Linked DNA regions of Homo sapiens: region 1 is linked to region 2. The links are chromatin loops, found by intact Hi-C in ENCODE. Cell type or tissue: heart right ventricle. All regions are shown on one strand. Links, peaks and the distances in the headings refer to the core of each region. The heading gives the core; the rest is flanking DNA. Region 1 has its middle 350 kb from the start of KCNJ2. Region 2 has its middle 140 kb from the start of KCNJ2.

Region 1 (5,390 bases), core at 58-5,057, 210 kb before region 2:
TTACATGCAAATTAAGGGGCAGGTTGTTCAGACTTTTCTAGGAAAAAGCTTGTATTTTTCAGGTCATTGGCTTGGAAAGGGGTGGTAAACTCTGGGTGTTGCCATGACAATGGAAAACTGAGATGGCACTGGTGGATGTGTCTCCTGGAGAGATGCTTTCACCTCTTCCTTGTTTCAGCTATTCTTCAATCTGGTCAAGAGTCGAGTCCCCACCTCCTACCTCAACTGTGTGTTTTGTGCTAGTCTTGCTGATTATGGATTATGTCTTTCTGTATTTTCCTTCCTATCAAGTATATCTGTTTCTGTGGAAAACTTTTCCCTAATGACAGATCCATTGAGGAAAAAAAAAAATCTCAAAAACTCACCTATTATCTTAATAATCCAGAGGAATGCATTTCAAATGGTGGGATTCAGACATCAAAAGCAGGCATTTCTCTTGCTTCCTATAACGTATTTTTTTGTACCTACCAGCCAAGGAATAGAGAAAGACCTTCAGTCTTGGAAAATATTTCCTCTTTCATTACATCCTTGGAAATTCACAAGATTTGGGATCCATCATGATTTCTCAAATATTCGCTATCACTTAAAGTACATGTTGCACACAGATATGAAAGGTCAACAAGAAAGATGGCTTTCCGGTCCTTAACTCTTTTGGAGTAGTTACCTTTTCATCCAGTTCCTGAAAGCAAGAAACCAGAGAGTAAAAACAGTGTGTGCTCCTGACAGCTGCAGTACTGAGATAACTGCAATTCCTCAGGAAGAGACACGTCATAAGAATTGATACAGTGACTTGAATTAACTGAGGTAATCTTGACACTGATCATCGTGTTATCTTCCTAGAGTTACATACTGCTGAATTCCTTTTCTTATATTTTAAAATGTTAACTAATTTAATATTTCTTCTTTGCCAGAGCAAAATTAGAGAGAAGTAAAGTTTTCTTTGACCCCTAGCATCTCTCTGCTATTCTTTTTGATAATATTTATAGTTCTGTTGGCCTCCATTACAATAATACCCCCTATTTTTTTGGGTAAATGAAATAGAAGATCTAATACTAATACACTGACATCCATGATGTTTCCAAGATAGGGAGGATTATGAGAGAATTTATAAATGTTTTAAAATTAGGCAATAATACTTAAGATTATTTTTCTAAAAAAAATAGAGCTAATACCTTGATTTCCTAATATGAAGTAAGAATTTTTTTTTTTTTTTTACGTTTCAACTGTCAAATAAAACTCTCAAATTTTCCTGGTGTGTTAGTTCAAAATAAATGTGCACTTGTTTCATTATCACAAGATTCTCTAACTATCCTCTCCATATTTATTTCACTAATATGATAAGCATTGACGTCAATACTCTTTCCTTGCTTCCAACTCTATTCACTCCATGATGGTATCAAATCGTTTCCTGAATGAGAGAAAAAATCATAAATATTTTATTGTGGTCGAATCATGATGTCAAGTGCTTCCTGATTGTCTCTTTGAACTGTTTATTTTTTGCTTTTTAATGGGCCGTGGTTTGGTAAGAGTGTGTTGAATGAATGAGATTTTTGGATGTTGACATTAGTCATGCCATTTGGAATATTTCAAACATGAGTTTAATTTTACCTGGCCTAATATTTTTATTTTCTGCAGGTTGCAGTATATTACTTCTAATATACAGCAAATATTCATTTGTTTTATACTTATGAATTATATTTTCACTTTGTATCCAACTTAATGTCTATTGAGGTATAAATTAGTTGTTTTTAAGGTACTCTGTTCAATGGCCTGTACCAGCCAAAGAAGGCTTCTAGCTATTTACCTTTGACTACGGTATTTTACTCCAAGAAATTTCAAGTTTAGTTTTAGGAGAAACAAATCTTCTAGACCCTTGATAGCTTCTAACGGAATTGTTCAGTATCATAATATACTAGCTAATTCTTAAAAGGCAGTTTGGAACATCTTAGGATTCAGAAAAAGACTATTTAAAATGCAAATACTAAATACTACTCAGCATTTATCTAACGTTAATGCTAACACTAGACCTCAGCATGAAAGTTCATGCAGCCAAGCTGGGACTGAAAATACCTGTAAAATATTCACAGTAGTATAATTAATAGGATGATTTTTAAATAGGGCACATTTATTTTAAAATTATAATAATAATAATTATTACTTTTCAAATAAAGCTCTCAGTTTTGCTAAATCATAATAGTGGATTCTTCTACAATAACCTTCATTCGAAAACATGTACATGTCTAAGAAGTAAATTAGATTTCTGTAAATTACTCGGTTTTCACTTTATTGATATAAACTCTAAAATTGATAATTAAATCAGAATTCTCTGTTAAGAACTATATCTAAATTAGTGATGGCCTGTTTGATGGAAAAATGGACTTTTTACTGTTCAAAAGCAAAACATAAATTTTAAAGGCTATTCTCACAAAGCACATAAGTCATAAAATACAGTACAGAGTCAAATATCCAACTCCAATCCATATCAGTCCTCTAACATAGTTAAAACTCAAAGATCCAAGTTTCAATTTGTAAAACTCTGGGGCCCCTTACAGCAGTTTTAGGGATTATTTGAATTTTAAAATGTTAAATTCTGACTTTACAATACTAGCAAGAACTGTAGTTTATGAAAAATAAATTGAAATTCTGGTGTGCTTGTCCACCATTATTATTCACTCCTTATCCCTCCCAATTCACTCTCTGCCTGCTTTCTGCCTAGGGAGCTTAATTCTAAGGACCGCACAACCTAGGGTCTTTTTCATTGGTTTTTGCTGAGATCACCCAGTGAGAGTTACCAGGCAGAATAAATAGTAGTCATATATCCCCTTCCACTTTTTGGCTGGGTTGTCTGTCTTTAACCGTAGCTTTTGCAGGATAACCCTTCTCCATCGTCTATAACTGTCATAAGATTTGAGTAACACAACTTTCTCCCCTCTTATCTGCAGGCTTAGGAAGTTTCTGGCTGAGCTTCCTACTATTGGCGAGTTTCTGGGCACTCTGCCATCCCCTCATGATTCTGTTGAACCTACCCTTACATCAGCAAATATTTCTTTTATTGAACTCTCTTCAACTAGCTCTTTGAGTTAATTAATTGTGTCATCTGTTCCCTGCCAGAACTCTGCCTAGTATACCTGGTTTGGTCTTCCTCATTGCCACCCCCAGATAAATTGGTCACTCAGCCACTCAGCACCATTCCTTCCATCAGTAGTGTAATAATAACAATAATACCAGCAAAATGATACTAGCTTACTACATGCCAGAGTGAGTGGTTCAGGCATGCTAGAAAATCTGCCAGGTATTTTATCGTTATCAATTACATGCTCACAGGCATCCTAGGAAACAACTACAATAGTTATTTCCAATTTACAGATGAAGTAAGTAACTTAACTGAAGTCTTGGCCAGTAAATTGTGAAGCAGAGCTTCAACCCTTGAACACTGACTGTAAAAATTATACTTTGAACTGCTTGACTCTCATTCTTGTCTGTAACCAGCTTCCTAAATGGCTGAAGTGACTGGTGAAACGAGGAGATTTTTACCTTAAAATCTGAGCATTCACTTTGAATCTAAGCATTCCCTTTATCTTAAAAAACCAAGCATTCCTTTTATCTTAAAATTTTATACCTCCATGATTAAAATATGACATCCAAAATACTAAAATTAAACGAAGAAGCATCTCTACTATGAATAAGATATATTATCTACAAATAGTTGGTAACTTGGAAGCACAGAGTGACTGGCATACAATCTGAACATATGTGCTATTGGACAGAGAAGATCTCATAAAAATGACTATTTCTGACATAAACAAGGATGGCAGCGACGAGACTCAGACTTGCGGAATGTAGCTAAAGGCTCCAAAGTTGTAGGGGAGTAGTGGAAAAAGGAAGGACAGACCAAAAGAGAATCCATCAATAGCAGCTCTTCAGAGTTTGATAGCCTGGGTCGGAGGATACACACCACCTGTTTTGCATACTTATCCAAGGCCTGTCTTTCTAATTCAAGCTTCCATTTTATTTTCCCCAATATCATCCACAACAGTATTTGTGAGTTTAATGAAATGCTGAAGGACTATATTCTTTAGAGCAATGGCCCTGAGAGATTTGTATTATCATCACCAAGAATCACTTTTAGCCTAAGGATTTTAGAAACAGAACCAAAATTATCCACTGCTTTGGGTTGGACTGGTATCATCTTTTTAAAGAGTACCTTGCAATTCTGTACTTTAAGACTTTCCTTATTCATTGCATTCTTTCAATTTTTATTTTCCTTTCTATTTTTTTTCCTTTCTCTGATTTACTTATTCTCTCATCTTTAAATCTTTCTTTCCCTGAGCCTCAGCTGATAGGAGTTTCAGGAATCGGAGCTATCTATCAGTTGAACTCTTCACCGATGACAACAGTAATGACAAGAGCACCTGGAAGTCCTGTTCTCCAAGGTGAGTAATGCTATCCCTTATTGTGTTCCCAGCCTTTTATGTTCTCTCTTCTTATCAGGAAACAATGTTTCTCATTCAATTTTAAAAGTCAACAGATTAGAATGGAAGTCAGACAAAAGCAATGCTGTGCGACCGTCCAGTTCCAACTCAGCTTTCATGACAAGGCCTTCGTACCCCTTGGACAAAGGTGTATTTAGAATTTGAATTTAGAAATGTGCCTGTACTAATACGATTTCCATCTGATGTAAACAAGTATCGTTCCCTCAAACAGCACTTCTCTTTAAAATAAATAGTAGCATGATATATTTAAGGATTTTTTTTTTTCTGCTTTGACTATTAGAACAAAAAACAAAGAGCTGCCTAGATAGTCAAAAAACAGTGGGACATCCGTTCTTGCCAGTTAAGGCATCTCTTTAATCACTTAGGAAGAAAAACACTGACGATAATTTTTAAGACACGTTGTCAAAAGTGTTCAAATGAATAAAGGCTTGGGAGTACCTAGTACTAAGGAAAATGGCGTGAGAGCCTAAATCAGAATGGAGACTCACAGAGAAAACCTCACTTCTCCCATCATGTGTTAACCAAGTGTTTCCAAAAAGGCATAGATATGCCTTTTTGATTATAATAGGTGTTTATTTTAATGAGTTTAAGAAAATATTTAAATAACCCACTGAATTTAGGATTTCACTCTACTGAGGTTATGAGACAAAGAAATAATTTACATTACATTAAAAGTTTCACTTTAGAGAGAATGTCAGTACCCACGACATTAACATAGAGCAAACACATGATTGTATATGGTTGACAGAAATTTAGGCACCATGTTCTATCCTAAGCATTAGATATACATTGCCACCTAATTTTAAGGCAAAACAAACCTGCTCTATTATAGGAGCATATATTAAGATATTCTCCAGTGAACACACGTGTTAAAGCCTCAGTTGCATTGTCATGCTT
Region 2 (5,390 bases), core at 284-5,283:
TCCTTTCAGAAAGCTGTATATCTATACTATGCCTATAAATCTACCTATCTAAAACCTAACCATACACGTAGGGTATTTATTACTATAAAAGTCAGCAAGAGATGGTGGATAAAACCTACTTTTCCACAGCTAATTAGAAGGATAGCATTAACTAGAAATACCATTTGACCCAGCAATCCCATTGCTGGGTATATACCCAAAGGATTATAAATCATGCTACTATAAAGACATGTGCACACGTATGCTTATTGTGGCACTGTTCACAATAGCAAAGACTTGGAACCAACCCAAATGTCCATCAATAATAGACTGGATTAAGACAATGTGGCACATATACACCATGGAATACTATGCAGCCATAAAAATGGATGAGTTTATGTCCTTTGCAGGGACATGGATGAAGCTGGAAACCAACATTCTCAGCAAACTCACAAGGACAGAAAACCAAACACTGCAAGTTCTCACTCATAGGTGGGAAATGAACAATGAGAACACTTGGACACAGGGTGGGGAACATCACACAGCAGGACCTGTTGGGGGGTCGGGGGCTGGGGGAGGGATAGCATTAGGAGAAACACCTAATGTAAATGACGAGCTGATGAGTGCAGCAAACCAACATGGCACATGTATACCTTTGTAACAAACCTTCACGTTGTGCACATGTACCATAGAACTTAAAGTATAATTAAAAAAAATTTATGTGGCTATGAATGACAATAAATGGAGCTGATGGAGTATGCATTATTGCTATTATTTAGCCTCTGTACTGGGCAAATAGATTGTATGGTAGTTAAAATCATGGGCTCAAAAACCAGACTCCAGCAATGAGCTGTGTCACTACTCTGTGCCTTGATGTGTAAAATGTGAATTCAAACAGTGATACCTGAGAGGATTACTGAGACAAATCAGGCAAGCAAATTTTAGAACAGGTCAATAAAAATTGATAGGGAAGAGAAAAGAAAGACAGCAAAGGTGGGCCAGTGAGTGTTCAGAAGATGGGTCAGTGAGTGTTCCGGTGTGTGCATGTGTCCTTAAACTCAAGAGTGCTTTGAAAAAAATCTTTATAATTACATTGCCCATTTGCTTTCAGAAAATGAGATTATTTATTCATTTTTCAATCTCAATTCATTTTTCAATTAGAAAGCTCATTTACACATTTGGAATCTGTCACAATCGCAAGGATGTGGAACCAACCTGTGTGCCCATTGACCAATGAATAGATAAAGAAAATGTGGTATATATACACCATGGAATACTACTCAGCCATAAAAAGGAATGAAATAGTGTCTTTTCCACAACTTAGATGCAACTGGAGGCCATTATTCTAAGTGAAATAATTCAGAATACCATTATGTTCTCACTCATAAGTGGGGGCTAAGTTATGAGGATGCAAAAACATCCAGAGTGATATAATGGACTGACTCTAAGGTCTCATGGAGCGGGGTGAAGAATAAAAGACAACATATTGGGTACAGTGTACACTGCTTGGGTAAGGAGTACACTAAAAATCTCAGAATTCACCACTAGAGAACTCATCCAGGTAACCAGCAACCACCTATACCCCCCAAACTATTGAAATAACAAATTCGGAATTTGAGATTTAAAACTTGATTCAAATACATTTCTTATTTTTTTCCAGCAGTGTATTGAAGTAATGAATGAAATCATGTTAGAGTTTTCAAACCTCAAAGGCTTAGACTCTAAGTGGTAGGTCAACAAACTATTGCTTTCCTATGGTTCTAGCTTTTGCACTAATTTACTGCTCCAGGCCATTATGACTTCTTTTTCTTTAGAATCCCATTGTACTTCTTTAACCTTGCTTCATCTGCTCTCTCGCATTTGATGATTAATAATAGAGGACAAAAAATATATATTTTTTAAATACCCAGGTTTCTCATTATCAGCCACAGCGCATCAATATGAAAATCTCTTTAAAGGCAAGAAAAAATGCTTTCAACAGGAACAAGTGGACCTCGAAGCGCACGTCTCTGCCATATCGGTCGTTATCACTACAACCAGCCATGCTTCCATCTCTTTCATATTACCAAATGTAGTGCTGACAGAGAGGTGGGAGAAACTTAACCTTTTGGCAAACAGTAGATAGATATGAAAATAGAACCAAGCAAATATATCCAGTTCCCCATAACCTCTCCTCAAAGGACCTCACTAAAGTTGATATCACCTTGGCTCCCATGACAACCCCGACAAAGATAAATAGGTGTCAAATATGCATTTGCTCCTAAGGCCTCTGGGAATTGCTACCGAACACAAATGTGAAATTCAGGCTGAATTAATCTCCTGATACGCCACTTAAAGAAAAAGCCACAGAATGTGGGCTTGCCAACCTCAGCAGCCGCTAGTCATGCTTCTGTAGGGCTGTCAGCACTCTCTAAAAAAGTAGGTTGATAAAATTAAGCAAGCAGTTTCTGCTGGCATTTTCACACCCCATGAAACACATGTTCTGTTTATAATGCAAACATGACTTCAGAGTTATGGGATCTTTTAAGGATTTATGCTGATTAAAAGATTTCTGATCTCAGGCTTATGGTCTCAAAATGTAAAACTTGGTTGAGCCTACAGCAAGCAAGCTCGGGCTTTTCTCTGAAGAGAAGTTTAGACAAATATCTAGCAAATTTGAGCCACGAAGTTAATCCTTCTACAAAAAGCAGTACTTTCCTTTGCCCTTCGAACACTCTAAAATAAATTTCTGGTCCCCGACTTAACATAGGTGCAACAATCAAATTCTGTTTAGTAGGGGTATTGTCTGCTGTGGAGAGAAAAAGAGCCTAAAGTGGAAGCTATTTTGGGGGTCACTTTTGCTTTTATATAATGTGATGATACCAAATAAAAACAAAAGTATTGTACCTAAGACAAATTCCACCAAATGTATGTATTAGTTACACTCAGTGTAGTACAGTAATTAAGAGTTAAGCTTTAAAATCTGATGGTCTGGCCAGGCATGGTGGCTTACATCTGTAATCCCAGCACTTTGGGAGGCCGAGGCGGGTGGATCACGAGGTCAGGAGATCAAGACCATTCTGGCTAACACGGTGAAACCCCATCTCTACTAAAAATACAAAAAATTAGCCGGGTGTGGTGGCGGGCGCTTGTAGTCCCAGCTACTCGGGAGGCTGAAGCAGCAGAATGGCGTGAACCCAGAAGGCAGAGCTTGCAGTGAGCCGAGATCGTGCCACTGCACTCCAGCCTGGGTGACAGAGCGAGACTCTGTCTCAAAAAAAAAAATAAAATCTGATGGCCTTTATCTGTTGGTCTTATTTTTATCTGGTTTAAAATGGGGACAACAATAGTAGTATATGCTTCACTGAGTACATATGAAGATTAAAGGAAATCATATCTAAAAAGCAAAGCTCACAGCACAAGATGAGACACATATTGCATAGTCCATATATAATAATAAAATATATGCTATATGAATGTAGAATAAAGCAGTCAGTAGGACTCAAGACTTCTAGCATATATTTATTGCACATATTCTGTATCCTGCATGGTAAAATTACTGTCAGGATGGAGAAACTCTAAGGAAAGGAGAGAAAGTTGTAGGTTCACAGAAGATGATAGGTTCTGCAGAAGAACCAATAGTGTAGCAGAGAGATTGCTAAGATTCAATATTCTGTTTTCTCCATGTCTCTGAATGTCAGTACTTTTCTCTCCAGAAAGGAAAAAAGCTGAGAAAATGGTTATATTCATGTTAAATAGAGCTCAGAACAGAAAGAGCTTATAACCTCTTCCTTTGGCCAATAGAGTTAATTCAAATTTTTCCTCCTCCTCTCTTGCTGTTTTAGGTACTAACCCAAAGTCTCAAAATGATACTCTGACTGTCTCCTTGCAGTGTCCTCTGATAGCAAAATGTCAAGTAAAGGGAATAGACATAGGCCAGAAACCTTGGGGGTGAGCCTAGCTGTGCAGCTTATTAGCGCATGACACAAAACCCTCTGATCCACAGCTTCCTCACTGAGCGTGGAGGTTTAGCTGACTTGTGGCTGTTCACATCCAGGCACTTGGCTATCTAAGTACAAAAGAAATTGTTCTTGCTGTATTTTATTATTTTTCCTTTCCAGAAAAGTTATATTTATAAATGTCATAGTACATAGCTGAAAAATGACTGAAAAACTAACCTGAAATTGTGTAGGCTATAATCTCAGGCTGCTTTGAGCTTTTGTTTTAGAGAATTCTGGAGGGCCAGGCTCTGTATTTTTTTTTTAATTTTCACATAATTTGTTCAGAAAAGCACAAGGTGAAAATGCCTCAATCTTGGACAAAGCTGTCCTACTTTCATATAAAAAAGGGAATATTAAAATGTGACAATTGTGATTATTGAGAGAGTTTAGTATAGCTGTGTCCTCGGTCGAAAACACTCCTGTTAAAATCATTGTTTTTTCCATCCAACCTCATAGGTTCTTAGGAAGTCATAGGCAATGGGAATGACTCTTGAAGGTCATTTTTCTTAAATCAACCATACCTTCTCTGTTCACCTTCTATCTAACTCCCCTGTCTTGCTTTCTCTTTAAACTTTACATGACTGAAATGGAATGAATCAACCTACTCTGAAAGCCCATTTCCCAGTCCCCAGTGGGCTCTATTTGAACTTTATTACTTTTAAAGTATACATCATGCTTCCAGTAACATGAAAAGAAAATGACCTCAGAGTGGCAGCCTCTGAGTTTAAAAGATTTGGACTCTAGAGCAGAAAATCTCTTGTTATGCTCCTCAACTGAAAAGGCTGCAAAGCCTCAATGTATGTTGAAGAGTTTTTATTCTCCTGTAAGAAAAAAAAAAAAATAGAGGATGTTTATATCTTTGCTGAAATCCTAAAAAGACCCAGGTAGAAAAGTTTCCATTCCAAGTCTCTGTTCCTGTTGTGTCATTTTAAGTAGAATAAATGAACAGGATCTGATCACAGTCTTGTGAATGTGAAATAACTCTTGAGTGATGGGAAACAGCACAACCACCCCCTTCTGTCTGCATCACTAGTCTCCAGGGGTACCCTGGAACACTGCCCATGGATCATCATTCTTCCCTTCCCATCCCTACGGTTGCTTTGCAATGAGGCTGATACATGGAGCTCAGGCATTTGTGGCACTCGGCCTCCAAAGCATTCTGGACTGGGCTGGGGGTGAAGAAGGTGATTCAGAGCCAAAGCACGGCTCTGCTGCCAGAGGTCCAGTACTGATGGCTGCTGCCTGGGTTTGCCTAGTAAGGGCTGCAGTCTCATTTCAACAGTAAAAATATTAGGGAGGAAGAGAGGTTGAAGTTCCTAAACCTACCCTCATAAACCATCACCTCTGACTGTCTACCCTTCAGTCCTGCTGAGTGGATTTGGGTGCTTCTCACTGACCCCATTCATGTTCTAAATAAGCAAATGGATGCTT

Evidence for each region. Peaks named below come from ENCODE experiments on the same cell type or tissue, not always from the same donor. Only the 100,000 strongest peaks of a DNase experiment are listed, where the experiment ranks them.
Region 1: a loop joins it to region 2, with 2.6 times the contacts of the local background. A loop is called at or near these places in 7 of 110 quality-filtered maps.

The regions. Positions count from the first base shown.
Region 1 is chr17:70,519,684-70,525,073 of GRCh38, reverse strand. No RefSeq gene overlaps it. Among named protein-coding and RNA genes, the nearest start is that of KCNJ2, 350 kb to the right of the region's middle. In heart right ventricle, for the core only: no CTCF peak of the experiment used is centred there; a DNase peak (open chromatin) is centred at 2,993; H3K27ac peaks cover 2,228 bases.
Region 2 is chr17:70,307,308-70,312,697 of GRCh38, reverse strand. No RefSeq gene overlaps it. Among named protein-coding and RNA genes, the nearest start is that of KCNJ2, 140 kb to the right of the region's middle. In heart right ventricle, for the core only: no CTCF peak of the experiment used is centred there; a DNase peak (open chromatin) is centred at 2,334; H3K27ac peaks cover 1,322 bases.